2 separate regions of the Homo sapiens genome follow, and region 1 is linked to region 2. Evidence: chromatin loops called from intact Hi-C (ENCODE). Cell type or tissue: PC-9. All regions are shown on one strand. Each heading gives the region's core, and the rest is flanking DNA. Links, peaks and the distances in the headings are about the cores only. Region 1 overlaps LOC105369777 (a long non-coding RNA gene). Region 2 holds the start of LOC124902937 (a long non-coding RNA gene).

Region 1 (16,724 bases), core at 5,384-13,383, 660 kb before region 2:
ACTCCAGGGAACTAGCTCCAGCTCTGTGGGAGCCTTATCTTGCCTGCAGACAGACTCAATTAACCTCTTCTCGCCCTCAGTGCATGTGTGGAGGGCATCTTCCTCCCATCCCTGGTGGCCGTCCTTTCTTTTTCTTTTTCTTTCTTTCTCTTTTTTTTTTTTTTTTTTTGAGATGGAGTCTCGCACTGTCGCCCAGGCTGGAGTGCAGTGGCGCGATCTCGGCTCACTGCAAGCTCCGCCTCCCAGGTTCAGGTCATTCTCCTGCCTCAGCCTCCTGAGTAGCTGGGACTACAGGTGCCCGCCACCATGCCTGGCTAATTTTTTGTATTTTTTTAGTAGAGACGGGGTTTCACCATATTAGCCAAGATGGTCTCGATCTCCTGACCTCTTGATCCACCCACCTCAGCCTCCCAAAGTGCTGGGATTACAGGCGTGAGCCACCGCGCCCGGCCTGGCCCTCCTTTCTGTATGTCTCTAGGGGCATCCCAGATATTCCTCCATCTCCATGTCCTCCCCCTCCCCAGTATTTATCAGGCTAGGACACCGCTGGAAAGGAGGTGTCTTCTATTTTCTCTTGCTCCTTTCCCCTGAGCTAACCCTGCCCTGCATCCCTGCTAAGCCCTTCTTAGGATCTTCCCTTCATCTCTCTTCTTCCATTCATCCTTTCCTTAGAACACAGGCATTCTATGGCCAGGCGCAGTGGCTCACTACTGTAATCAATTCCAGCACTTTGGCAGGCCGATGCCGGCCGATCACTTGAGGTCAGGAGTTCGAGACTAGGCTGGCCAACATGGCAAAACCCTGTCTCTACTAAAAAACACAATAATTAGCTGGGCGTGGTGGCGCGCACCTGTAATCCAAGCTACTCGGGAGGCTGAGGCAGGAGAATCACTTGAACCCAGCAGGCGGAGGTTGCAGTGAGCCAAGATTGGGCCACTGCACTCCAGCCTGGGCAAAAAAGCGAGACTCCATCTGAAAAAAAAATTATTATATATATATATGTCAAATTCTCAAAATAACCATGAGGAACTATTATGTCCAATTTACAGAAGAGTAAACTGAGGCTGAGGAAGGTCAAATCATGCTAAATCATGTGCCCAAGATCACGCAGCCAGGAACTGGCAGAGGTGGGATTCAGTGGTCCTTTCGAGGTGGCCCATGCCTGGGGGAGTCGGCCCCCTCCCTCCCAGGCTCGATGTAAGGAGCCTGGAAGGGGCCCTTGTGGTGCCCAGGCAGCCCCCTCCTTCTGGCACCCAGCAGGGTTCAAAGGAGGGGCTGGGAAGCTGGGCGGGGGACCCCTGCCTCCACAAGCCTCCCCCAGCCTGGCCAGATGCCTTTGGGGCCTGGAGACAAGGGGCAGAGAATGGAGCTGCCATAAACAGTGTCCGGCTGCACCATGAGGCTGTAAAACCAGCCCAGCAGAGCTGGAATGTGGAGGGATCTAGGAAGGATTTTCCGGTGGGTCTGGCCTGATAGCATCTTTGGGGCCTGGGGTCAAAAGGGAGCCCACCTCCCTTCCCTCCCTCTTCCCAGCCATCCTGCTGCCCTCTCTTTTCCCCTTCCCCCACCTCCTTTGCTCCCACTTCTCCCCCCATCTTCCTCTGCTCTTCTAGAGACTTCTGTCATGTTTCTGTAGCTGTGTCTAAGTGTCTCCACCCCTACCTGGTCTCTCTTGGCCCCTTCCTCTCTGGGAGGTGGCGCAGCACCCACTTGAATCTGTTGGCTGCGTAACTTTGGGGCTCCTCTATCTTATTCCCCCTCATCTGTAAAATGAGGAATAATGCGGCACCTATCTCAGAGGCTAGATGAGGTAAGATCTGTAAAGCACTTAGGACAGTGCCTGAGTCATATTAAATGCGATCTAATTGTCTGTTAATGTAATAAATATTAGTGTGTCTGTTTATTCCGGTTTCTCTTCCCTGCAGAGAGATCTGGGTCAGCTGGTGGGCTTTCCTCTACTTATTCCTTTTCACAGCCTTCACTTAGGTCCAGGAGGCGGCTGGTGGTGCGACTCTAAGGACAGGATGAATGCTGGACATCCCACCTCCCACCAGGCCAGGCCCCCAAGTCTAGCTTTGCAGACCAGGCTGCCATCCCTTCTCTGGCCAGCAGAGGGAAGCAGATGCCCAGACTGTGACCTCCAGGAAGGGGTGTGCGCTCACCTGGCCCTGCTGAAGGCCGAGGAGGGCGATGGGAAGGGCCCAGTGGTTTTGTGTCTAGGTTAATTCCCAGATGCTTCGCTCCTGCTCCCGTGCTTCCGTGTGTGAGGATGAGGTGGGGAAGGGGTGTCTTGCCTTGTTACCCATGTTGTGACATGTACAGGGGCAGTTGTGTGTTTTAGAATGTACCAGGACCACCAAATCAGCGTCCTGTGGCCCCAAAGGACTCAGAGATTGTCTAATGGGCCAATCCCCTTATCTTCAGCTGGGGAGACCGAGCCCAGGGAGGGCAACGTGCTTGTTCAGGCTTGCACGGTGAGCTCATGGCCGAGCTTTCAGACGGTTACTGCACCATTCTTACTGGTGTGCATCTCTGAGTTGATGAGAAGTGGGTGTGTCTGCTGTACCACACAGAAACCCAGGTCTCAGAACAAGTGCCTGCTTCCCCCCACCTCCACTGCTGGGGCTAACTCCTGGAAGAGGCCTTGTCCTCCCCTTCTCTGGCTTCCCTGTCTCTGCACCAGCCTCTTCCTCATGGCCCAACTGACCAGCTGAATGAAGGATATTCACTACCTTCCCTAGAATCCAGGTGTCTGGAGATTGGGGCTCTTGTAATGATAGTGAAAGCTGCTGTGATTACTATTGTGGCCAACCTTTGTAGACCACATGTAGTCGTTGTCACGCATCAGATCATTTAATCACTTAATCCCGCATCGATCTTTCAAGGGAGGCACTCTAGCTATTCTCATTGTACCCATGAGGAAATTGAGGCACAGAAAGGTGGAGGACCTTGTCCAAGACTGCACAGCCAGCAGGCAACCAGGCCATCCCAACCCAGTGACGAGTACTAAGCAGGATGGATCCCATGTGATGGTGCTAGCCATACCCCCAGTAACCACCTCTGGCTGCTTGTGGAATGCTCAGCATGTGCCCAGCACTTCTCATTTGATCTTGGCTGCTCACAATAACCCTGTGGCATATGTTTTATCTCCACTTTGCAGATGAATGAACAGAAGCTCAGCTAGTAAGCAGAAGGACCAGGCCTCTATCAGAGCTCTGGGGGGCTCTATGTTAAACCCATGCACTTAATCATCCACTGGTCTGGTGCTCTGAAACTTTACATCACCTTAGGATTTGTCAAAATGTAGATTCTGACTCAGTAGGTCTGGCGGCAGGGCCTGAGATGCTGCATTTCCTTTTTCCTTTCCCTCTTTTTTTTCTTTTTTCTTTTTTCTTTCTTTCTTTTTTTTTTTTTTTTTTGAGACAGAGTCTCGCTCTGTCGCCCAGGCTGGAGTGCAGTGGCGTGACCTCAGCTCACTGCAACCTCCGCCTCCCGGGTTCAAGTGATTCTACTGCCTCAGCCTCCCGAGTAGCTGGGACTACAGGGGTGCGCCACCACCATTGAGGCACCTGGGAGCAGGCTGCACTCCTTTTGTTGGCCTCATCCTGTTTGTCTGGGGTTCTCCCTCCTTCCTCCCCACCTCCTCTGCTTCTTGCTGTCTCTACTCTCCCAGCCCTGGCATTTCATCTCATCTCTGTTCTCTGGTTGACTCTGTTCCCAGCCCTCCAGGACTCAGAGTCACAGGTGTGATTTTGAATGGTCATTGACCAGTTGCATGGCCAGCTCACTATCCCTTTCTCCAGCTCAATCCGACCTTCCCATGACCTGAGCCTGGCTTTCTTCAGCAGGAGACCTTTAGGACAGACAACACCCAGAGGCTGACAGAGGGGACCTCCCTGTCTGAGAGGTCCTAGAACAGGAAAGTGGGGCTCATCCAGGCTGTGGGAATGGACCTTCTGCAGGAGCCAGACTGGATGGGGGCCTCTAGAACCTCCCCCCTGCATTCAGTGGCAGCATTCAGATTAATCTCTCCCCTGGCCTTCAGCTGGGAGTGTAGTGGAGTGTTCACAACCCTTGGTCTTTTCATGCCGATGATACTGTCTGTCCTTCTGGGAGGTCTGCTGGCCTCACATTTACCTGGAGAACGAGCTGCTCGTCAAGTTGCTTACCAGGGCAACCACACCACAGAGCAGGCGTGCAGAGCTGGGTCCTGCAGCTCTCCTGGCCCCAGATGGGGCTCAGGTGGCTGAGGGAATGACGGTATCTCAGCTCTCAGCTGGGACTCAGACTGGAGAAAATAGGAGCAAGCAGCTCTCTTCCTAGCCTTTTCCTGGGTACTTTAGGAAAGTTCCTGCCCCCTGGGTGGAGACCCGATAGTTGTTCATCCCATAAATGCCTACTGAGCACTGCCTATGTGTGAGGTGCTCTGATGGCCATGAGAGCTTGAGCCCACCTCAGGTCTGGGTGACTGAAAGAGGAGGGCTCTGTCCATGGGCCAGAGTGGGAGGGAGGTCCCAGCAGCACCAGACAGAGAGGAAAGGCCAGACAGACCTTTTCTGGAGTCAGGAGCTGAGGAGGCATGGAGGAGGAGTGAGATGCCTCCCTGCCCTCTCTAACTAACCCCCTCCTGCACATGGGGGTTCTGGTCTGTAGATGGTGAGCTGGGCAGGTTGCTCTCTCTGCCTCTCCTGGCCTCATTTCTGTACTTTGAAATATGACAGCATGAGGCTAAGCCAGGAGTTCTCAGGAGATGACTTAGAAGCACCTGGGAGCATTACAATTCTGATTCCTCGACCCCTCTGATCTAACTGCTCTGAGGTCCTGGGGTCAGGACCTAGCATTTGGTCCCCTGAGCCCTGCCTGATTCTAATGGGCAGCCAGGTGATGGGTAGTGGAGGCAGAAGGCTGGCGGACCTCCTACAACCCCTCCAGAAGGCTAAGGGGGCACCCAGGGCCCTTCCTGCTCTGTCAGGCTGCAGTTTGGGGGAAGCCACTGTGCTTGAGTTTTTATAGTGCTAGGCACTGAGTGGCGTTCATTTAGACCCCAGACAGGCGCTTACTATCCCCACTGTGGGAAGGAAGCTGAAGCCCAGAAAGGTAAGTGGAACAACCCTGAGCTTTTTATTTATTTATTTTTTATTTTCATTTATTTATTTATTTTTATTTTTTGAGATGGAGTTTTGCACTTGTCACCTAGCCTGGAGTACAATGGTGTGATCTCTGCTCACTGCAACTTCTGCCTCCCAGGTTCAAGCCATTCTCCTGCCTCAGCCTCCTGAGTAGCTGGGATTGCAGGTGCCTGCCACCACGCCCAGCTAATTTTTGTATTTTTAGTAGAGACAGGGATTCCCCATGTTGGCCAGGCTGGTCTCAAACTCCTGACCTCAGGTGATCCACCCACCTTGGCCTCCCAAAATGCTGGGATTACAGGTGTGAGCCACCGACCGCACCCGACCAATCCTAAACTTTTAAAATCTTAGGTCCCCACCACTGCAGGTCTATAGCGTTTTCCTCCACTTTCTCTGCGTTGGTTTCTCTTCTCTTGATGGACAAGACACTTTCTTTTTCCATCTCCTGCGCTCTTACCTACCTCTTCCTCTCTTCTCTCTCCCTCTAATCTCCAGAGAAGGTGCTTATCAACTATTTTCTGAGAAGTCCTCCCTGTCATCTGTCCCAAGTTTCTTCTCCAAGGAAAGTCCATATTCCCTGATCTCCCCTTGTAGGTGGGGAGGAGAGAGCGCTGCAGACATTGCCTCTGACTGTCACTGCTGTTCCTGGCTCCCCTGGCCTCCTGCTCCCTTCTTCTCATCTATCACCAGTTTTTGCCCTTCTTCCCTCTTCAGAATTCTTTGTTTGGTTTATAACAGAGGTAAAAAGCCAGAGTAATTAATTCCCAGAGAGAAATCCTCTCCAATTCCAGCAGGAAGGATTGAGGCTAGATGCCTGGAAAAACTTCCAAATAGCCTAAGTGAGTAGTTCTGAATAAGGGTGTGGATCCAAGGGGAAAGACTGGTCTCTCTCCAGGCTTATAATCCTCTTCTTCTTCCTGGTCCCCCCTTTACACATGCCCACAAACCCCTGCTAGGGTGACTTTGTGCCCATCCCCTGACCTCTTCATGAGTGCTGCCAGGGGCTCAGAGATCATGGGCTCCTCAGGGCCACACTGATGCTGAAGGATGGGTTGGGGCACCCTCCTGCCCTGGCCTTGACCATTGTCCCTGCTCTGGGCCCTGTGGCCTTACCATCCACTCCAACCGTCCCTCATCTTCTCAGGATGGGATGCTTGGAGGGTCTGTGTGTGGGAGATCTGAGGGTGTGCTGGGTCCATCTGTGGAGCCAGCCGTGTGTGTGGCTGTGCATGGGGTGAAGGCATACCTGGGGGTCTCGGTGTGCCTTTGCCTCAGCCCTTGCCCCAGAACTCCAGAAGGCCCCTCTGGTCTCTATCCTGCCTCTGGCCCTGGGGTCAGCTGGTAGGTGGGATGAGTTGGTGAGTGCACAAGCTTGGGAGAGCCACTGACACTATGAAGTAGGCATGCCGACACCTGAGGCTTCCCTGATGTTGCACTGAATGCCCTCAGGCCCCAGGCCAGATCTGCTGTCCACTATCTGGCTAAATGGGCCCTTACCAACCAGGCCCAACCTTCTGAAAGTAGGCACTGGTGGAGGATTGAAGGGCTGTGTTGGGGACCTTTTGGCTCTTCCTTCTAAGGGCTCCTAGTCTGCCTCCCTCCAGGAGCTCTGGAGTGGTGGGTTTCTAGATGGGCAGAACCCATCAGTCCCATCTGCACCCTCCATTGCAGGTCCAGAATTATTCTGTAGCGGGTCAGTTCCTGACCCCTCTCTCCACATCTTTGTTTTTTTTTTTTTTTTTGAGACAGAGTCTCTCTCTGTCGCCCAGGCTGGAGTGCGGTGGCGCGATCTCAGCTCACACGGCAAGCTCCGCCTCCCGGGTTCACACCATTCTCCTGCCTCAGACTCCCGAGTAGCTGGGACTACAGGCACCCACCACCACACCTGCTAATTTTTTGTATTTTTAGTAGAGACGGGGTTTCACCGTGTTAGCCAGGATGGTCTCGATCTCCTGACCTCGTGATCTGCCCACCTTGGCCTCCCAAAGTGCTGGGATTACAGGCATGGGCCACCGTGCTTGGCCCACACCTTTGTTTTTATTTTAATTTTATTTTTTGAGACACGGTCTTGCTCTGTCAATCAGACTGGAGTGTAGTGGCTTGATTACGATTCACTGCAGCCTTGACCTCCTAGACTCAAGTGATCCTTCTGCCTTGGCCTCCCATGTAGCTGGGACACAGGTGCGCCCACCGTGCCTAGCTTTTTTTTTTTTTTTTTTTTTTTTGTACAGATGAGGTCTCATGTTGTTGCCCAAGCTGGTCTCGAACTCTTGGGCTCAAGCAATCCTCCCACCCTGGCCTCCCAAAGTGTTGGGATTACAGAAGTTAGCCACTGCGCTTAGCCTTTATTGAACTCCTGGCCTCAAGTGATCTTCCAGCTTCAGTCTCCCAAAATGCTGAGATTATAGGTGTGAGCCACTGTGCCCAACTCTTCCCACATATTTGAAGAAGGGTGTTTGTTTGTTTGTTTGTTTGTTTGTTTTTTGAGATGGAGTGTCGCTCTATTGCCCAGGCTGGAGTGTAGTGGTGTGGTCTTGGCTTACTGCAACCTCCGCCTCCTGGGTTCAGGCACTTCTCCTGCCTCTACCTCCTAAGTAGCTGGGATTACAGGTATGCACCAGTACGCATGGCTAATTTTTGTATTTTTAGTAGAGACGAGGTTTCACCATGTTTGCCAGGCTGGTCTCAAACTCCTGACCTCAGGTGATCTGCCCGCCTTGGCCTCCTAAAGTGCTGGGATTACAGGCGTGATGGCGCCCGGCCTGAAGAGGAGTTTTAAAAATGATTCAAGTTCACGTACGGAACATTATCATTGCATTTGGTTCTTTCCACACTTCTTTAAGGTAAAATGGTGGGCCAGAGGGAGTTTTACTTTTTTTTTGAGACGGCGTCTCGCTCTGTTGCCTAGGCTGGAGTGCGGTGGCATGATCTCGGCTCGCTGCAACCTCCGCCTCCCTGGTTCAAGCGATTCTCCTGCCTCAGCCTCCTGAGTAGCTGGGACAGGCATGTGCCACCACGTCCAGCTAATTTTTGTATTTTTAGTAGAGACAGGATTTCACCGTGTTAGCCATGATGGTCTCGATCTCCTGACCTCGTGATCCGCCCGCCTCGGCCTCCCAAAGTGCTGGGATTACAGGTGTGAGCCACCGTGCCCGGCTTTTTCTTCCTTTTAATGAATGAGGTCACTGAGGCTCTGTGGGGAGGTGTGCCCAGGGTCACCAGATGGAGAGCGGCAGATTAGGAACAGAATGGGGTTAGCCTGTGTCCTCTTCCAGTGCTCCTTCTGGGCCCTACTCCTTCCTGATCAGGTGCCCTCGGGGCTGGGGCTGCCGATTTGGCCTCTCACAGAAGGTGGGGCCCTGGGTTCCCTGTCCTCTGCATCAGCAACCCTGGGCCCCAGCTCTAAGCACGGGTGTGGTGGTGGGAGGTGGAACTGCCTGTCCTGCCTCTGCACGGCCACAAGGGGGCTCCAGGACCAGGTTTTTCTTTTTGCTGGAGCTGCAAGGGTTCCCAGTAATCCCAGCACCCTGAGCTTTTCTGGAAGTGCCGGTTATCCTTCTGAAGCTGCCACTGAAGGGTCTCTGCCAGGCTGGGAGGCCATCAGAAAGGGCGCAGCCTTTGCACTTTATAATCCTATTCCAGAAGTACCTCCCTTTGCTTGGCTAGGAAGTCCTTCCAGTTGTCTACCCTCCATTTCTACTGCTACAGGCCGGGAGAGATGAGGCTGAGTGAGCCACTCTTCTTTCTTTGCTTACTACTCCCCTACCCAAGGCTTGAAGGGAAGTACTTGTTCTTGTCCCCATTCCCTGATCATTAGAGCTCAGACTGCTCTCCTGTCACTGCTAAGGGCTGGATAGACAGCAGCAGGAAAGATGTAAGTTAGACATCAGGAAGGACTTCCTGACAGAGAAGGCCATGGGCTGCTGGGTTTGAGTATCTGAGGAAGGCTGAACAAAGGGAAGTTGGCTGTTCATCTGGGGTGAGGCTCTGGGAAAAGTCCTCTGTGCTCCACACCCCGAAGCTATACATCCCTGGAAGTGGGGAGTGGGGCCTGGGTACAGTTATTTGCTACTGTGTCTCTCCGAACCTCAGGGAACCACAGATATTGCTGGCTCCTTGGGCTTCTGGGATGGGGAGGAGATCTGCGTGGGGGCTTACAAAGGGGTGGAAAGGAAAACACCTGAGCCACTCCCTCCCTTGGCTGGTGACCCAAGGCAGAGGGAAGGATGACATGATGGAACAGTTTGCTGCATCTACTTCAGTTGGCTTTCAGAGCCCCTGTGAGGTCTTCAGCTTCTTAGGTTATCATCAACCTACTGGGCAAAGACTGAGTCATGCGGGTGGAGTGCTTCTTGCGGCAGGTGGGGTGCTTCTTGCGGCAGGAGATGACGCTGCGCAGGATATGAAGGAGTCTGGTCCCCTCTGTTTTCTGCACCTTGACTTTCCAAGTGGGACATGAAATGTCATTTGCCTCTTCTGTCTTCAATGCTGAGGGGACCCTGGGGTCAAGGGAAGAGCAGGCCTTTGGAGTCAGACCTTACCTGTTGGAGCCGCATGGCGGACCGCTCTGTCTCAATCCCCGCATCAGAAGGGAAGGGTGGAATAAGAAATCCTACTTCCCAGGGCTGTGGTGAGCTTTGGGAGACGGCAGATGTGAAAGGGCCTCTGGGGGGGGGGGAGCACAGCACAGCAGGTGCTCCCGCCCAGACTCCTTTGTTCCTGGAGAAGGGGAGATGTGTCCATTTCCCAGATTGGAACATGGTGGCAGGAATGATACTAAGGCTCAAGGCCAGGATCTCTGCTGGACATGCTCCAGAGTCAAAAGTTTGGCCTCCCGCTCCCCTGGCTCCTCCTGTTTCCTCCCCTCCCTCTTCCCACAAGGCCCTTCTCTGGCTCTACTTTCTACCCTGCATCCACCTCTTTTCTTACTTTTTTTTTTTATTCTCCCTTCCTTCTTTCTTCCCCTTTCTCCTTCAGCTCTATTTCCTATTTCCTCTGTTCCTTTACTTTCCTCTCTTCCTCCCTTCCTTCCTTCTTTATTTTTTATGAGACGGAGTCTCGCTCTGTTGCCCAGGCTGGAGTGCAGTGGTATGATCTCAGCTCACTGCAACCTCTGCCTCCTGGGTTCAAGCGATTCTCCTGCCTCAGCCTCCTGAGTAGCTGGGACTACAGGCGCCCACCACCACGCCCAGCTAATTTTTTGTATTTTTAGTAGTGACGGGGTTCCACCATGTTAGCCAGGATGGTCTCGATCTCCTGACCTCGTGATCCGCCCGCCTTGGCCTCCCAAAGTGCTGGGATTACAGGCGTGAGCAACCGCACCCAGCCCCTTCCTTCTTTTACTAAGCATTAAGTTAGGTGAAAGAGATGATCAAGAGCACTAATGCACGTGCTGTACCCCCGATCATCTCCTGAGTTGTTTTCTTCTCAGTCTTTCTTTCTGATCTCCCCACTAGGCTGATGCTTCTGTTCTGTGGGCCTGGGATGGGAAGGAAGTTGATAATAAAATCTGGTTCAATTAAATGTGTGCCTGTATTTGTGTGTATCCTGGGGAGACAGCTGAATAGCACATGGTGGTCCTTGCCCTTGAAGGACTTGTGGCTAGGGAGGGAGGCTGCGGTGTCAGCAGCAGTGTGACAAGTGCTGCCTCAGACGTTTGAATAGGTTGCTGGGATCTGACGAAGAACATCAGAAAAGGCTTCACAGAGGAGGTGATGGTTGAGATGGGTTTTAAGGGATGAGCTGGAGTTTGCCAGGTTCAGCAGTGGGTGGAGAAAAAGGCAGTCCTGTCAGAGGGATTACCACAGGCAAAGACATGTTGCTAAGAAAGGGCAAGGAGAATTTAGGGAACCGGCAGTAGTTCTGTATGGCTGAAGCCGAGGGAGTCATGGGAGACTGAAATCCCAACCCAGAAGGGGAGCAACGATGCCCAATGGTCAGCTCACTAGCCATGCGAGAGTGGTGCAGAACAGGGCATTGCTCCCTGCTAAATGAATGACAAGGGGCAGTGGGAGCTGGGGGTGTGGAGAGGTGTGCCCTGGGCCTTCATCTCCTCCCTACTTGCTGGCTATTCTGCTCTGGGAAACCTACATTAACTGATCCTGGGCCTCGGTTGCCTCATCTATAAAACGGGGATGGTGAAGCCTTATCTCCTGAAGATGGGTAAGACAGACCTGATTTCTTTAGGTGCCTTTCAGCATTGAGAGCTGTAGGATTATGATCACTTGGGGTTTGTGTGATCAGAGAAGCCTTCATGGAAGTGGAGGACTTGGTATCTGGCTTTAAATGATGGCTAGTCTGCGGCCGGGCGCAGTGGCTCATGCCTGAAATCCCAGCACTTTGGGAGGCCGAGGTGGGCGGATCACGAGATCAGGAGATCGAGACCATCCTGGCTAACACAGTGAAAACCCATCTGTACTAAAAATACAAAAAAAAAAAAAAAAAAAAAGTTAGCGAGGCGTGGTGGCGGGCGCCTGTAGTCCCAGCTACTGGGGAGGCTGAGACAGGAGAATGGTGTGAACTCAGGAGGCGGAGCTTGCAGTGAGTCAAGATTGCATCACTGCACTCCAGCCTGGGCAACAGAGCGAGACTCCACCTCAAAAAAAACAAAAAAGAAAAAGATGGCTAGGCCAGGCGCGGCGGCTCACGCCTGTAATCCCAGCACTTTGGGAGGCCGAGGCAAGTGGATCACGAGGTCAGGAGTTCAAGATCAGTCTGGCCAAGATGGTGAAACCCCATCTCTACTAAAAATACAAAAAATTAGCAGGGCGTGGTGGTGGGTGCCTGTAATCCCAGCTACTCGGGAGGCTGAGGCAGAGAATTGCTTGAAACCAGGAGGCAGAGGATGTAGTGAGCCGAGATCATACCATTGCACTCCAGCCTGGGCGACAAGAGTGGAACTCCGTCTCAAAAAAAAAAAAAAAAAAAAAATGGCTAATGTTGAGCGAAATTGAGAGGAGTGGGGAAGACTCGGGGGACCATGACAAAAGTTGGAGACAGGACAGTGCAGGGCATGTCTGGAGGATGATGTGTCCAGCCAACTTTTGGGGTTGAGGCTGGCTTTAAGGTAGGAGAGGACAGGAACACGCCTTGTGCTGTCAGGAGGTACGTGAGAGTCATGGACTCTGGTGCATGATCCCCTCCCTGCCCCCAAGCCTCTTGGGACCAGACTGAACTGGGAGCCAGAAACATGCAAATGAGATGCAAACAGCAGGTGACTCACACCCCTGCACCCACTGCCTGAGGCCTGTTTTGTGTGGGTTTGAGCCACAGGACAGAGGGTCCTGTACCCTTTACCTTCCCTGCCCGGGCTCTTCTTGCCTTACTGGCTAAGCCTGCTAGATTTTGGGGACACAGGCCTATCAGCTCTTTCCCTTCTCCAGGCCCAAGAGCTATTCCTTCCCCACCCCTCCCCTGCTAGAGCCCTCGCCCCTCCCATTCATCCCGGGAGGACTGGCTCGGTTCCTGTGGAAGCTTCCCAAAGCCCGCAGGAAGCGTCTGAATTTCTCTGACAGGGAGAGTGAAGAGCAGGTCAGAAAGATGACCTGAGACAGAGGGAGTGACTGGGATGGGGTCTTAGACAGGGGAGACCACAAGGTAAGGGACAGTCTGTTGAGAGGCCCAAGAAAAACAGAGATTTCCAGGGAAGTAGATAGATGCAAACCCAGTGAGCAAAAAGAGCCTGAGACCCTGAGAGACACATTCCAGCAGAGACCCTGAGTGACAGAGACAGACGGAGAGAGCCCTTCTCATGTGTCCAGCCTGGGACATGCTGTACCAGCGCCTCTGTCGGCTTTCTCTTGCCTGTCTGCCTGTCCCTGGCTGACGGTCCCTTTGTCTGTCTAGCTCTTTGTTTGTTTGTCTGTTTGCCTGTCTCCCTCCTGGTTGCCCCTTTCTTTCCCTTCTGCTGTCTATCTGTTGGTCCAGAATTCTCCGTCTGTCATTGCCCTCTGCCTGTCCACTATCTATGGAGAGCAAACTGCCCACTGGGATCGTGGGGCCCCTGTGTCCTTGCCTCCTGATCTTGGACAGGTTCTTGCTTTTCCTTCTCCTGATTTTGGGTCTCAATTTCCTCCTTTCTAAGGTGGCCCTACTTTCTGCCTCCTATCATGTTTATGAGCCTCAGGAGTGTGGAAAAGTGACTGTATTTATGGTTGCTCAGGCATCCTAACAAAGGGTTTAACGCATTTGAGGAACAATATTGCTCTTCAACCTTCTAAGGACAAAGCAAGAAGACAATAATGGCTGCAGCATGGAGCACAGTGGTTAGACATTCAGAGAGACTTCCTAAAAGGGCAGTGTGGAAAATATTAGAGAAGGCCTGCTAAGACGTTAAACAACCCCTTTCATAATGTCCTGAGGAGGAGTCCCATGGCAGGAAGACACGCAACATGACCTTCCTTAGTCTGTGTGGTCTGAGAAAAAGGCTTTTGATGTTATGAGATAGCAGTGACTGGCAGGAGGCGGCTAGGGTACAACCCTTGCCATCAGCTATCCTAGGCTCCCACCTGCACAGCCTCTCAGGTGGCTGGGGATTGGGCCCTGAGGGAAAAAGCGTGTGGAGGAAGTGCTATCTATCTCCGCACCTCCACCCTGTTTCTCTGTCACTTCCCCAAGCTGAGGACCACCCCGCCCTCGCCCCCCGATAATCCATGAGAGATGGCTGCTGGGGACGGAGTGATGTATGTAATGCAGATAAAATGTCAGCAATTCTAAATGGGTCCGGAGATGCAGCCGTGGGTTGGGGGGAGGGAGAGAGGGCGGAGCAGGGGGGAGAGAGGAAGGGAAAATGAGATGTGGTCCTTACCAGGGATGGCAGCAGGGACAGACACCCTCCTCCCCCCAGCAAAGGCCAGAGGAGGGGTGGGCCCAGGAGACAGGAGCCCAGATGAGATTTTGAAGAGGGAGCTGGAGGGTGGGGGTTAGAGGGGAGGAGGACGCGGGCGGGGGCAGTGGGGCCGGAGCTGCTGATGTATAGCGGTTTCATAACTTCCTCAGTATTAAAGGCAGGTTCATGGGGAGGGCAGCGCCATTAATCACCAGGCTGAATGGGGCTGGGATTTGCTGAGAGGCGCGCTTGCTGTCTGCTGCGCCTGCTCAGCTCAGGGTGGGAGGGGGCAAGCAGGGATGTCCCTCCTGAACTAAGGGGTGAGACCCCAGGACGCTATTCTGGGTGTTGGGCAAGTGGGTCCTTGCCTGTAGAGCAGGGGAGCCAGGGGCTGGGGACTGGCAGAAAGAAAGAGAAGGATGAGGAAGGTTGTGGCAGGGGCTAGGAGAGGAGGGTCAGGGGCTGTGGGGAATGATGGGGGCAGAGGCTGAGAGGATTCTAGGGGAGGAAAACTGGGGAGGGAGGATTGTGCATTTGAACATGAAATTGATCACATGTAAATATAATGCAAATGACATGCAAATAAGCATAGGATTTCTCTGGGTCCACAGCTCAAGCATTCTCTTTCTTGGATTGAGCACTGGGGCCAATTTGCATTCAGTTCTAGGCCTAGTGCCTCGTTTCTTTATTATTCATATTTTCAGAGGGAGAACTCAAATCTTGTTAAGGGAGTGGTGGGGCCAACGTGGGCTGGTCCTCTGGACTTCTTGGAAAAGGGTGAAACATCAGGAAAATCAACATGCTTGAGTGACAGTGAGTGACAGTGAGGGAGCAGAGTGGTAGGACTCCTGGGCTACATGCCTGAATTAATGGGGGTCAAAGAGGCAGAGGCTCAACAGTAAGGTAGAAAGGTGGAGAGAACAGACATATCCCCACAGCTTATCTGATAGACTCAGAGCAGATAAGACAAGGATGCATCATGTGTCCCGTGAAGTAGGCATTGTCATCCTCTCTTCCAGGTGAAGAACGAAATGATTAGCCCAAGGTTCACAGAGGTCATGAGCTTCCTAAGGTCACACTGCTGGCAAGTGGCAGACTCCCAGCTCCAAATGTCCTTGAAAGTTCAGTGCTCTTTTCAACCTGCTATCAGAACATCCTTGAGCTGGACATGGTGGCTCATGCCTGTAATTTCAGCACTTTGGGAAGCTGAGGTGGAAGGATCACTTGAGCTCCGGAGTTTGAGACCAGCCTGGGCAATATAGTGAGACCCCCATCTCCACAGAAAAATTTAAAAATTAGCAGGGTGTGGTGGTGCACATCTGTAGTCCCAGCTACTTGGGAGGCTGAGGTGGGAGGATTGCTTGAGTCTGGGAGGTGAAGGTTGCAGTGAGCTAAGATTGTGCCACTTCCCTCCAGCCTGGGCAACACAGTGAGACTTTGTCTCAAAAAAAAAAGGCTGGGCATGGTGGCTTACTTGCGCCTGTAATCCCAGCACTTTGGGAGGCTGAGGCAGGCAGATCACCTGAGGTCAGGAGTTCAAGACCAGCCTGGCCAACATAGTGAAACCCTGTCTCTTCTAAAAATATAAAAATTAGCCGGGCGTGGTGGCAGGTGCCTGTAATCCCAGCTACTCAGGAGGCTGAGGCAGGAGAATCCCTTGAACCTGGGAGGCGGAGGTTGCAGTGAGCCGACATTGTGCCACTGCACTCCAGCCTGGGTGACAGAGCAAAACTCTGTCTCAAAAAAGAAAAAAAAAAGTATGTCCCTCAAAGTGTTGCTGAGAGGAGTAAAGGAAACAATCCACATAAAGCACTCAGGGTGGTGTCTGGTGTGGACAAAGCACTCACTAACGGTTAGTTATTGTCACTATCACCCTTACCACTATTCTGAAAGATGTGGAATGGAGGACAGAGACAGAGAGAGGGATCACCAGAGAGATGAGAGGGGCAGTATGGGTGGGAAGGAAAGGACAGGTTCAAGAGGGCTGCAGGAGCAAGAGAAGGCAAATGACAGAGCCAGGGCCAGAGGCAAGGAAATTGTCTTTTGGGAACATTGCAGGGGAAGGAGCAGAGCTCAGAAGAATCACCCTAGGTTCAAGTTCCTGCTCTGTGACTGGTTCCCTGGGAGTGCAGGGCAAGGCAGGGCTGGGCCTCGGTGTTGAGTAGGCTGGAAGCTAGGATTCTTGGGTCGTCCTCCCACTTGGTCCCATGGCCACTCTCTCAGACTCATCTTGATCCTCTTCTAGTTGCTCAATTTGGTTCAACCTGTGGGAGATGCTCCTCCCATTCTCCAAGTCTCACTTCCATCCTTCCTGCTAAAGGACTTGGGGATCAGTCCCATTCCCTTGTCTGTCTGTCTATCTGATGTCTGTGTGGTCCCTCAGGATAATTGCTCTGGACAACTCTAACACCACTCAGACAGATTGTCCGGCCTCCTGGCCCTGACATCTCCCACCACTGCATCAAGCCAAATTACTCGGCCCCCCCAAGCCCCGGGCTCTGGTGAAATCCGATTAGTGAGGAGAGAGCTGCACTGAGCTGACAGCTCCTCCGATAATTGCTTCCCAAGTAAGTGATGCAAATCAGCCCATCCAGCCTATTCCTGCTCCTCTCTTGGGGACCCAGGCGTCCAGGCCCCAGGAGATGGAGGACACCAGAGTTGAGGAGACCTAGACGCTGTCATCTTCCTCCAGTTAAGTAGGCATAATCCATAAAGCTAGGTTGTGCTGCCTTGGGGCTGAGGTGTGCGTAGCAGGGTAGCGAGGCTGA
Region 2 (12,215 bases), core at 51-8,050:
AAAAAAAGAAAAAGAGGCCAGGTGCGGTGGCTCATGCCTGTAATCCCAGCACTTTGGGAGGCTGAGGCAGGCAGATCACTTGAGGTCAGGAGTTTGAGACCAGCCTGGCCAACATTGTGAAACCCTGTCTCTACTAAAAATACAAAAAATTAGCCGGGCATGGTGGCATGCACCTGTAATCTCAGCTACTCGGGAGGCTGAGGCAGGAGAATCACGTGATCCTGGGAGGTGGAGGTTGCAGTGAGCCGAGATCACATTGCTGCACTCCAGCCTGGGTGACAAAGCAAGACTGTCTCAAAAAAAAAAAAGAAAGAAAGAAAAGAAAACATCATCTTAATTTTCAACAGCCAAAAGCCATATTTTCTTTTTTCTCCTGTTTTTTGTTTTTTTTGAGACAGGTTCTGGCTCTGTCACTAGGGTGAACTGCAGTGGCACAATCTTGGCTCACTGCAACCTCTGCCTCCCAGGCTTAACCCAATCTCTGAAAAAACTAGGATCACAGACATGTACCACCACACCGGTTAATTTTTGTTGGTTGTTTTTTGTTTGTTTGTTTGTTTGTTTGTTTTTTTGAGATGGAGTTTCATTCTTGTTGCCCAGGCTAGAGTGCAATGGTGCAATCTCAGCTCACTGCAACCTCTGCCTCCCAGGTTCAAGCAATTCGCCTGCCTCAGCCTCCCAAGTAGCTGAGATTACAGGCATGCGCCACCATGCCTGGCTAATTTTGTATTTTTAGTGGAGACAGGGTTTCTCCATGTTGGTCAGGCTGGTCTCAAACTCCCGACCTCAGGTGATCCACTTGCCTCGGCCTCCCATAGTGTTGGGATTACAGGCGTGAGCCACCGCACCCAGCCAATTTTTGTATTTTTTGAAGAGATGGAGTTTCACCATGTTGCCCAGGCTGGTCTTGAACTCCTGAGCTCAAGGGGGGATCCGCCTGCCTTGGCCTTCCAAAGTGCCAGGATTACAGGCCTTAGCCACTGCCCCAGCCTAAGAGCCATGTCTTAAATCTGGGCAGTACTCCTATATTCCTATCCCTCCCCTCCCCCAAACATATGCATGCTACAAGTGTATGCATGTAGCACCAAAACATATAGAAAGTATTCAGTAAAAACTTACTGATTTTTTTGGCTAGGCGCGGTGGCTCACGCCTATAATCCCAGCACTTTGGGAGGCCGAGGAGAGCAGATCACCTGAGGTTGGGAGTTCGAGACCAGCCTGACCAACATGGAGAAACCCCGTCTCTACTAAAAATACAAAATTAGCCAGGCATAGTGGCGCGCGCCTGCAATCCCAGCTACTTGGGAGGCTGAGGCAGGAGAATCCCTTGAACTTGGGAGGCAGAGATTACGGTGAGGCGGAGGTTGCAGTGAGCTGAGATTGCGCCATTGCACTCCAGCCTGAGCAACAAGAGGGAAACTCTGTATCAAAACAAAACAAAACAAACACTTACTGATTTTTTTAGGATTCATTAGAGCAGGTTCAGGGTTCTCTGATATATTTGCAGTCTGTTTGTTCACAAACCAGAGCCATTTGAAAGTTAGAGGCCACCTGCAAAGTGAGGAATTAGGTTTAACACAGGAGAGCCTTTAAAAAACCAGAAATGAGCCTGAACAGCAGGGTGCAGGAGAAGTTCGTTTGAACCTCATATCAAAGGTCTGAAAGTCCCTCCTCTGCCATAGCCATGCCCTTAGCTGCCCCCTCCTGTTCCACTTGAGTTATGATTTTGGGTATGCCCTTACTAAAGTACTCTCTAAGCATAAAGGATGATACTACTTCTACTCATCCAGGGATGGAGGGAAAGTGGCTTTATCGTTAGCCAACCAAAGCTGCCAGAGTACCTTTTAAAACTATTTTTGAGAAGTAGTGGTAACTTTTCCAAACACTCTGATTCAGAAGAGGTTTTGTTTAAATTTTTTTATAAAAATTGTGCTGTTTCCATGGAAAATCCCATTGGACTATTTTCAATTGATCAGGCTAGAAGGGGTGTTTTTGGGTTTTTTTGTTTGTTTTTTTGAGACAGAGTCTCACTCTGTCACCCAGGCTGGAGTGCAGTGGCAGTGATCTCGGCTTACTGCAACCTCCACCTCCTGGGTTCAAGAGATTCTCCTGCCTCAGCCTCCTGAGTAGCTGGGACTACAGGCACCTGCCACTATGCCCACCTAATTTTTGTATTTTTTTGTAGAGATGGAGTTTCACCATGTTGGCCAGGCTGGTCTCAAACTTCTGACCTCAAGTGATACACCCATCTCAGCCTCCCAACGTGCTGGGATTACAGGCATGAGCCACTGCGCCCAGCCAAGAAGGGGTGATCTTAACCCCAGGTCTCACTCCTTAAAATATCATTTAAACATTGTTCTGTATTTCTGTCATTCATTCTAGCGGTTTGGGGTATGAGATGAATCCCTGAAGTAGCATGCCAATGAAACCCATCGTAATAGAGTTAGGATCTGTGAACAAGATTCAGGTCTAAAAAAGCAGGATTGGGAGGGAGAATGTAAAATTCAAGTTGCTTAAAAAGTTCCCATGGGTTACCAAGAGCCTTTCTCTTCAGAAGGGCAGAGGCACTGTGTTGAGGAGAGACTCGTGCAGCCCCTGTGGGCATATTTTGGCTGGCAAATCTAAATCCGAATACCCTGGTTTCAGGAACTTGCTCTGGGCCTAGGTCTCTGTGAAATTAGGTCTATTGTTTACAGTTTCCTTTTCCAGCTCATGATCTTGCTGTCTTACTCCTCAGCCCCTAGATTTGCCTGGAATCCTTCAGAAGGTAACAGACCATTATTACCTCAGTGACCACTGAAAGACAAGGCACTATTTCTTACTCGGTAGCTTTAGTCAGCAAACTCAACCATCTGATCCTCAGTTTCTTCTCATCAGATTTTAACATCCATCTGCTTTTTCTGCTCACTTCAGACCTAGCAGGGAGTAAATTTACGAAAGAAAATATTGCTTAACTATACTTGGTTTTCAAATCTAGAGGTTTCACAAAACTGTGTCACCTGTGTGGGTGGTTTGGTTTGGTTGGAGGTAAACGAGGTAAAACTAGCACTGAGAGAAAAGTGGGTACGTGGATAGTCACACAACAAAATACTGTTCGGTCTTCCCCCTGCTGGCTTTGAGGCAACACAACACAGACACCCTCTGGTGGCCTACACCAGCCTTCGCCTACTAGAGCTCCATTAAAGCAAATTTGCCCTAACACAAAGACTCTCTCTCCAAATCAAAAAGTACAAATGCATTCTCTATATACTATTTAATATCAAGTTTTAATTTCAGATCAAAACTAAAACAGTTTCCTTTTCTTTCATGTCTACAGATCAAACGCCTACTCCAACTAGATTCCTGAAGAACTGTGAGGAGGTGGGACTCTTCAATGAACTAGCTAGCTCCTTTGAACATGAATTCAAGAAAGCTGCAGATGAGGATGAGAAAAAGGCAAGAAGCAGGACTGTTGCCAAAAAACTGGTGGTATTCAGACCTAGGCTATTTTTATTGTGCTTTGGGATAATTTTCTTAATTGGTTAAAACACAAAATCATGGGCTTAGTAGAGTAAAACCAGTAAAACCAGATAGTAGTCACTAATCCCAGTCAGCCATTCAGGTCTTTAGGAGTTCCAGATGATGGATCAGCACAAGTCTGTCGTCACCGAAAATTAGTCCTCTTGTTCTTCCAGGGGAGTATTAGTTTAATAATCGGTTTTTTAAAAAATATTTATATTATAAATATGTTGAAGATGTTAAAAGGTGATAAATTACTCAGATTTTGTTGGATAACATATTTGTTGCCAAATTCCACTCTTTTCTGAGCTGATCAGACTTCTCAGCTACACTGTTTTTTTGAATCAGCAAGTCAATAAACATTTATCAAATTTCCACTCTTCTTTGTTTCAATATATGTGGTTTTTGCCTTTAAGTAGCTTTCTACTATTATTCAAAGCATTAAAGATAAAGAAGGATGTTCCTACTGTCTTTCAAAGGAGATCAACCAGGACGGTGAAAGAACTATAAACTATGTCACTTCGGGAACTTTTAAAGAAATCAAGTGGCCAAGCACATTGGCTCATGCTTGTAATCCCAGCACTTTGGGAGGCCAAGGTGGGAGGATTACAGGAGTTCAAGACCAGCCTTGGCAATAGCAGGACCTCCATGTTTACAAAAACAGTTTTAAAGATTGATCAGGCATGGTGGTGCATGCCTGTAGTCCTAGCTACTCGGGAGGCTGAAGCAGGAAGATTGCTTGAACCCAGGAGTTCAAGGCTGCAGTGAGCTATGATTGCACCACTGTGCTCCAGCCTGGGTGACAGAGTGAGACCCTATCTCTCTCTTTTTTTTTTTTTGAGACAAGAGTCTTGCTCTGTTGCCCAGGCTGGAGTGCAGTGGCACGATCTCAGCTCACTGCAAGCTCCGCCTCCCAGGTTCACGCCATTTTCCTGCCTCAGCTTTCCGAGTAGCTGGAACTACAGGCGCCCACCACCACACCTGGCTAATTTTTTTTTTATGTTTAGTAGAGACGGGGTTTCACCGTGTTAGCCAGGATGGTCTCGATCTCCTGACCTCGTGATCTGCTCACCTCGGCCTCCCAAAGGGCTGGGATTACAGGCGTAAACCACCACGCCTGGCCCGGAGACCCTATCTCTTAAAAAAAAAAAAAAAAAAACAGGCCAGGCGCAGTGGCTCACACCCGTAATCCCAGCACTTTGGGAGGCCAAGGCAAGCAGATCACAAGACCAGCCTGACCAACATGGCGAAACCCCATCTCTACTAAAAATACAAAACTTAGCCAGGCGTGGCGGCGCACGCCTGTAATCCCAGCTACTCAGGAGGCTGAGACAGGAGAATCACTTGAACCCGGGAGGCAGAGGTTGCAGTGAGCTGAGATCATGCCACTGCATTCCAGCCTGGGCGACAGAGTGAGACTTTGTCTCAAAAACAAGAAAGAAATTGAGGAAATTTTGGTTGGAAAAGAGATCTAGTGTGAACAAATTGCGATCTTCAAGAGTATTCATTAAAAGAGGGATTACATTTATTCCATGTGGTCTAAAGGGAGAAGTAGGACCACTGGGTGGAAGCTGTCACAAAATATGTTCAATTATATGTAGACCACTTAGTAGAGATATTGTAGAGGGGATTAAAATGCTGGAATCCCTTCTAATCCTGAGGCGCTATGATTCTCTGATTTTAGCCTTTATATAGTTCAGATCCCTAGATAATCCCTTAGTTTGGAAGACGAGAGGAAATACTTGAAGAAGCAGAGTCAAAGGAAGATAGTTCCCATGGAATAAGGGGCTTGGGGGAAAAAGAAAAATGCAAAGATCAAATTTTACTTTAGAATTAGAATTCTAGGTTATTGGTCACTATTTTTAAAATCAAGTCTGTGTTCCTGATTTTCTGGAATCATAAAAGATTCCAACATCTGTATCCCAAAACATATATATAAACACATTAACCTCACAATTGCATGGTATAGTGAAGCATGGGATCCTATCAGAATATAGAATAGCTGGAACCGCTTCTATTTTTCCCTATATTTAAGAAAAAATTTCCATGGGAGCTCTTTCCTTCTAAGAGGGCATACATAGCAGGTAAATCAAGATAGTTATACATGACTTTTCCATCCAGTTTAAGTGGTAAGAAAGCAAGATAGTGTCTTTATCACTGGAGTTATTTCCAAGTTCCATAGATTTCTATGAGTTTCTTTTTATGCTATCTCCCTTAAACTAACAGAAAGAGGGCTGCGCGAGGCCTGGTGGTTCACACCTGTAATCCCAGTGCTTAGGGAGGCCACACAGGAGGATTGCTGGAACTCAGGAGCTCGAGACCAGCCTGAGCAGCATGGTGAGACCTATCTCTACAAAAAATTTAAAAATCAGCTGAGTGTGGTAGCACACGCCTATGATCCTGGCTACTTAGGAGGCTGAGCCTAGGAGGTCAAGGTTGCAGTTAGCCATGATTGAACCACTGCACTCCAGCCTGGGCAGTGGAACAACACCCTGTCTTTATTTATTTTATTTTATTATTATTTATTATTATTATTTTTTTGAGACAGAGTCTCCCTCTGTCACCCTGGCTGGAGTGCAGTAGCGCAATCTCGGCTTACTGCAACCTCCACCTCCCAGGTTCAAGCGATTCTCCTGCCTCAGCCTCCCGAGTACCTGGGATTACAGGTGCATGCCACGACGCCTGGCTAATTTTTTTGTATTTTTAGTAGAGATAGGGTTTTGCCATGTTGCCCAGGCTGGTCTCAAACTCCTGAGCTCAAGCAATCTGTCCACCTCAGCCTCCCAAAGTGCTGGGATTATAGGCGTGAGCCACCGCGCCTGGCCCAGACCCTGTCTTTAAATAAATTAATAAAGCAGGGAAACTCAGTAGCACATATTTGTAGTTCTACTTTTTTTTCTTTTTTTTTTTTTTTGAGACGGAGTCTCACTCTGTCATCCAGGTGGAGTGCAGTGGTGCGATCATGATGGCTCACTGCAACCTCCACCTCCTGAGTTCAAGTGATTATCCTGTCTCAGCCTCCCAAGTAGCTGGGACTACAGGTCCATGCCACCATGCCTGGCTAATTTTTGTATTTTTAGTAGAGACAGGGTTTCACCATGTTGGCCTGGCTGGTCTCGAACTCTTGACCTCATGATCCACCCACCTCAGCTTCCCAAAGTGCTGGGATTACAAGCATGAGCCACTGTGCCTGGCCTCGTATTTTTTTTGAGACAGAGCCTCACTCTGCTGCCCAGGCTAGAGTGCAATGGTGCTTGCAACCTCAAACTCCCAGGCTCAAGTGATCCTCCCGCCTCAGTCCCTGGAGTAACTAGGACTACAGGCACTCACCACCACACCCAGCTAATTTTTGCATTTATTTTTAGAGATGGGGTTTTGCCATGTTGCCCACACTGGTCTTGAACTCCAGGGCTCAAGAGATCCACTAGCCTCAGCTTCCCAAAGTGCTGAGATAACAAGCGTGAGCCACCACACCTGGTCTTGTAGTTCTGCTTTCAAATGGCAGAACTAGCCACAGTCTTTTTGTCATTTTTTTTCATTCATTCATTCATTCATTCATTCATTCATTCATTCATTCATTGACAGGATCTTGCTCTGTCTCCCAGGCTAGAGTGCATTGGTAGAATCTTGGCTCACTGCAGCCTCCACCTCCTGAGCTTAACCAGTTCTCCCACCTCAGCCTCCCAAGTAGCTGGGACTACAGGCGCGTACCACCATGCCTGACTAATTTATTTTCATAGAGACAGGGTCTCACTATGTTGCACAGGCTGGTCTCAAACTCCTGGGCTCAAGCAATCCTCCCACCTCGAATTCCCAAAGTGCTGAGATTACAGGCATGAGCCACCACACCTGTCCAAGAAAGGGTTTTGCTATTTGCACAGGCTGGTCTAGAATTTCGGGCCTCAGGTGATCCTCCCACCTTGGCCTCCCAAAGTGTTGAGATTACAGGCATGAGCCACCACACTTGGCCTATGAGGGATTTTATACCCAATTTATTATAGGCAAATTCAAGAAAATTAGCTTCCCATAAAAAGCTTCAAGTCTTTTTCATTGCCATTTTAGCTCAGTTGACACTTCTGGGAGACTAGTTTATAGTCAGCCCTTTCCTCACTGGGCATTCCTTGGTGTATCCTCCTGCCTGTACAGGAGTGGTCTTTACTTCCCCTTAATGAGAAGTACAGGCTCAGTGGAAGAGTCTCCAGAAGTGTTTAATGAGTGTGGAACTTTGCTGAACCGCAGCTTTGCTAGGAGATGCCCTAGAGGATTTCAAATCTATGGTTGTATTTACTTAGAGGCTTCTCCTTCCCACTAGTCTCTGACTTAAGAGATCTCAGAATTAGCTAAATTGGACCTGACATCTTAGCTATGTAGAAAAAATGAGGCAGAAATGAAGCTACTTTTGCTGTTGCTCACCCTCCTCAGATTGGGGAAAATGAACCACTACTACCTTCTCTAATGTAGTAGATATCACATTATCTTTAATTTACTCAGCTAGCTATCAAGAAGGTTTCTAAGGGTTAGGGTAGCAAGGGAAGATCTTGAAACAAGCAGTTGCTTCACCAAGAAGCCTGGGATACAGGATAGATAGAACAAAGGATCCACTTTGTTATGAAACTGAACTGCAATGCCAACCCTCCTATCCTGGTTCAGTGTCAAGGCCATTATCTCAGATGGTTTATTGTTCCCTGCAAGGCCGTTTACAGCTCCACAGTTCTGTGAGGTGATTGCATCACTGCCAGGAAAGTGCTCTCTTTCCTTTCTGGTTTTCTCCAGTCTTGCTCCTAAGACCAAGTTGTCATTTATTTCACCAATCAGATGATCAGCCTTTCTTTTCTGTTACCCCAAACCCCTTGTCTACCTGATACATCCAGCACCATATTTTGGGGTGAGATCACCATCAAGCATGGTGAGTTCCCCAGAAAATACCTTTCCTATCTGGTTTGCAGTACTTGAATAGCCAGTTTGTCTTTGTTTGCTTTTGGTAATTGGGTAATCCTTGTTGGCAGAGAAAGTGTTCACAGCTCTCCAGTGGCCAGCAGATTCAGGAATTATTTTGATTTCCTGAAAAATATTATCATAATATTTGCATGGATTTAAATGGCATCTTTTTTTTCAGGTCTTTATAAATATTTGTTTACCATTGGTGAAGCAGGTATTATCTTCATCTTATAGTTGGGGAAACAGAAGCCCTGAGAATTACCGACAAAATGATTTGGCCAGAATTGTACATAAAACATAAGGGGCCCATATTTCTTGGCCGGATGCAGTGGCTCATTCCTGTAATCCCAACACTTTGGGAGGCTGAGGCAGGTGAATCACCTGAGGTCGGGAGTTCGAGATCAGCCTGACCAACATGGAGAAACCCCATCTCTATTAAAAATAAAAAATTAGCTGGGCGTGGTGGCACATGCCTATAATCCCAGCTACTTGGGAGGCTGAGGCGGGAGAATCTCTTGAACTTGGGAGGTGGAAGTTGCAGTGAGACGAGATCACACCATTGCACTCTAGCCTGGGCAACAAGATTGAAACTACGCCTCAAAATACAAAACAAATCAAACATAAGGGGCCCACATTTATTTGACATGCAGTTCAGTGCATTGTATAAGAGCAGAACTTCTTAGAAGCATATTCCCTTATCTTGGAAATGGGAAAATATAGATTCAACCTGAAAGGAATCATAGGGTTAAACTCTGTTCATTTTTCTTTCACAACAGGCTGCTGCTGGGCCCCTTGACATGTCTCTGCCTTCCACACCAGACATCAAAATCAAAGAAGAAGAGCCAGTGGAGGTAGACTCATCCCCACCTGATAGCCCTGCCTCTAGTCCCTGTTCCCCACCACTGAAGGAGAAGGTAAATTCTCTACCAAGGATCATCTCAAATGTTAATTGATAAAGTTTTGATTCATTAATTATATAAATAGTATGTCCTAACTACTCAGGAGGCCAAGATGGGAGAATCACTTGAGCCCAGAAATTCAAGACCAGCCTGGGCAACATGGAGAAACCCCATCTCCACTTAAAATACAAAAATTACCTGGGCGTGGTGGAGCATGCCTGTAGTTCCAGCTACTTGAGAGTATGAGGTGGAGGATCACTTAAGCCCTAGAGGTCGAGGCTGCAGTGAGCTGTGATTGCTCCACTGCACCCCAGCCTGGGCAACAGAGTGAGACTGTCTCAAGAAAAAAAAAAGTATGTATTATAGGAGGACCGATTGTATTTAAAGGAATATTTAGAAGATTTATATAAATTATACCTATTCTCCTTCCCAGCAATTTCACTTATAAGTCTATATGGAAGAGAAATTAGTGCATATGTCTACCAAAAGAAGTATGTTAGAATGTTCATAGCAATTGTATTCTTTTGTTGTTGTTGTTGTTGTTGAGACAGTCTCACTCTGTCACCCAGGCTGGAGTGCAATGGCGTGATCTTGGCTCACTGCAACCTCTGCCTCCCAGGTTTGAGCGATTCTCCTGCCTCAGCCTCCCAAGTAGCTGGGACTACAGGTGCGTGCCACCACGCCCGGCTAATTTTTGTACTTTTAGTAGAGATGGGGTTTCACCACATTTGTCAGGCTGGTCTCGATCTCCTGACCTCAGGCGATCTGCCCGCCTCGGCCTCCCAAAGTGCTAGGGTTACAGGATTGAGCCACCGCGCCCGGCCAGCAATTGTATTCTTAATAGCCAAAAATCAGTCAGGCACGGTGGCTCATGCCTGTAATCCCAGCACTTTGGGAGGCCGAGGTGGTGGAATCACTTGAGGCCAGGAGTTCAAGACCAGCCTGGCCAACATAGTGAAACCCCATCTCTACCAAAAATACAAAAATTAGCTGGATGTGGTGGTGTGTGCCTATAATCCCAGCTACTCGGGAGGCTGAGATAGGAGAATTGCTTGAACCCAGGAGGCCAGGGTTTCAGTGAGCCAAGATTGCACCATTGCACTCCAGCCTGAGCGACAGAGCAAAACTCCGTCTCAAAAAAAAAAAAAAAGTGAACTAATAATTACACAGCAATGTGAGTGAATCCCACAAACATATCCAACAACAACAAAAAAGTCATACACAAAAGTACATACTTATAAAATTCAAGAAGAGGCAAAACTGTTTGACAATGATAGAACTCAGGATAGCATTTACCTCCTGTGAAGGAATGGTGTGGATTGGAAAGGGACATAGAACTTTCTGGGGTGCTGGAAATGGTCTGTATCCTGATTTTACATCTGTAACAAGTCATCTTTTTTTTTTTTTCTTTTGAGAGAAAGTCTTGCTCTGATGCCCAGGCTGGAGTGCAGTGGTGCAATCTCAGCTCACTGCAACGTCTGCCTCCCAGGCTCAAGCAATTCTCTTGCTTCAGCCTCCCAAAGTGCTGCGATTACAGACGTGAGCACCGCACCCAGCCTAAAAGTCATTTTGTTGTTATGACTTTAATGCACATCACTGTATGTTATACTTCAATTAATAAGTGAGAAAGAAAAATTCACATAATTCATAAATTGGACATCTAACAGTTTCGAAAAAATGTCATCCTAGAGAGAAGTGATTTAAAGGAAGTATCTACTAGAAGTCTGATGATTATTCTTTTTAAAGGAAGTACTTTCATGAAGTACTATTTTTAATACATTTATTGAAATATAGTACATGTACAGAAAAGTATATAAATTGTAATTATATCACTTACTGAATTTTCACGAAGTCAGTAGTCTGTATAACCAGCACCTAGATCAAAAACATTTTCTTAGAACCTCAGAAGCCCCCTCATGCTTCCTCCTTCTTTCAATCTACTGCTCTGCCAGTGGTTGTTAATTTTAACATCCACTATGGATAGAGCATCTATATCTCATGTTACTTCCCTCCAAATTTGACTTGATAACTTCTCAAATCTGTCTTCTCATAAACATTACAACCATCCCATCTCCTCCCTTTTCTTTTTTTTTTTTTTTTTGAGGCAGAGTCTCGCTCTGTCGCCAGGCTGGAGTGCAGTGGTGCGATCTCAGCTCACTGCAACCTCCTCCGCCTCTCTCCTCCCTTTTCATCAGCAACAAAGTCCTACAGACTGTCTGGGGATGCTGTCAAGGCCATTTGACCACTGGCAGTCTAAGATCTTAAGAAGTTAACAATGAGAGCAGTTTGTTTTATTACAGTATGATCATTATCCAAACTTCCATAGCCCTTTTTTAAGAGGTGTGTTGGAGATGTTGGGTTGCCTCATTACCATCATTACCAGTATACCTGCCTTTTCCCACTGAAGTTCAGAGGACACTTGGTATCAAGTTTAGAATGAGAGTATCTAGATTGTGAAAAATTATAACAGTCTCTAGAATTTATATGGTACTACAGTGCTGCTTCAGAGATTTCAAGTGATATTCCAACTGTCATCTTATTTATGTAGCCATTGTCTCTGAAAGGGGAGATGACCAAGAGATCTTAATACACCATTCCTCCTGAATGGATGAGTGAGTTATGGGTCCCTGATCCTGATGGAATCAGGTCATGATTTAATGAGTGGCTCTAATGCTCTTTCCAATAAATTTGTACTAGATTTTACCATCTATATATTTCCCTATAAGCACACCTTAAAACATTTTGTGATCTGTTGGTTTCTTTTCTCCAGGAGGTTACCCCAAAGCCTGTTCTGATCTCTACCCCCACACCCACCATTGTACGTCCTGGCTCCCTGCCTCTCCACTTGGGCTATGATCCACTTCATCCAACCCTTCCCTC

The links. A loop is a pair of places that touch in the nucleus more often than their neighbours do. Peaks named below come from ENCODE experiments on the same cell type or tissue, not always from the same donor. Only the 100,000 strongest peaks of a DNase experiment are listed, where the experiment ranks them.
Region 1: it touches region 2 in a loop (15-fold over the local background); 1 of 110 quality-filtered maps calls a loop at or near these places.

Annotation. Positions count from the first base shown.
Region 1 is chr12:54,193,364-54,210,087 of GRCh38, reverse strand. It overlaps LOC105369777 (a long non-coding RNA gene), which reads right to left. Exons shown (of 3, transcript XR_944984.2): 3 at 7,755-9,628. Among named protein-coding and RNA genes, the nearest start is that of SMUG1, 13 kb to the right of the region's middle. In PC-9, for the core only: CTCF peaks have their summits at 8,391 and 8,596 (motif pointing right); a DNase peak (open chromatin) is centred at 8,577.
Region 2 is chr12:53,534,550-53,546,764 of GRCh38, reverse strand. ATF7-NPFF (ATF7-NPFF readthrough) reads left to right here. Exons shown (of 15, transcript NR_159377.1): 4 at 3,317-3,435; 5 at 9,213-9,350; 6 at 12,106-12,215. It overlaps ATF7 (activating transcription factor 7), which reads left to right. Exons shown (of 12, transcript NM_006856.3): 4 at 3,317-3,435; 5 at 9,213-9,350; 6 at 12,106-12,215. LOC124902937 (a long non-coding RNA gene) reads right to left here and starts at 11,399. Exons shown (of 3, transcript XR_007063316.1): 1 at 11,173-11,399; 2 at 8,425-8,559. In PC-9, for the core only: CTCF peaks have their summits at 2,954 and 3,154 (motif pointing left); no DNase peak of the experiment used is centred there; H3K27ac peaks cover 2,091 bases.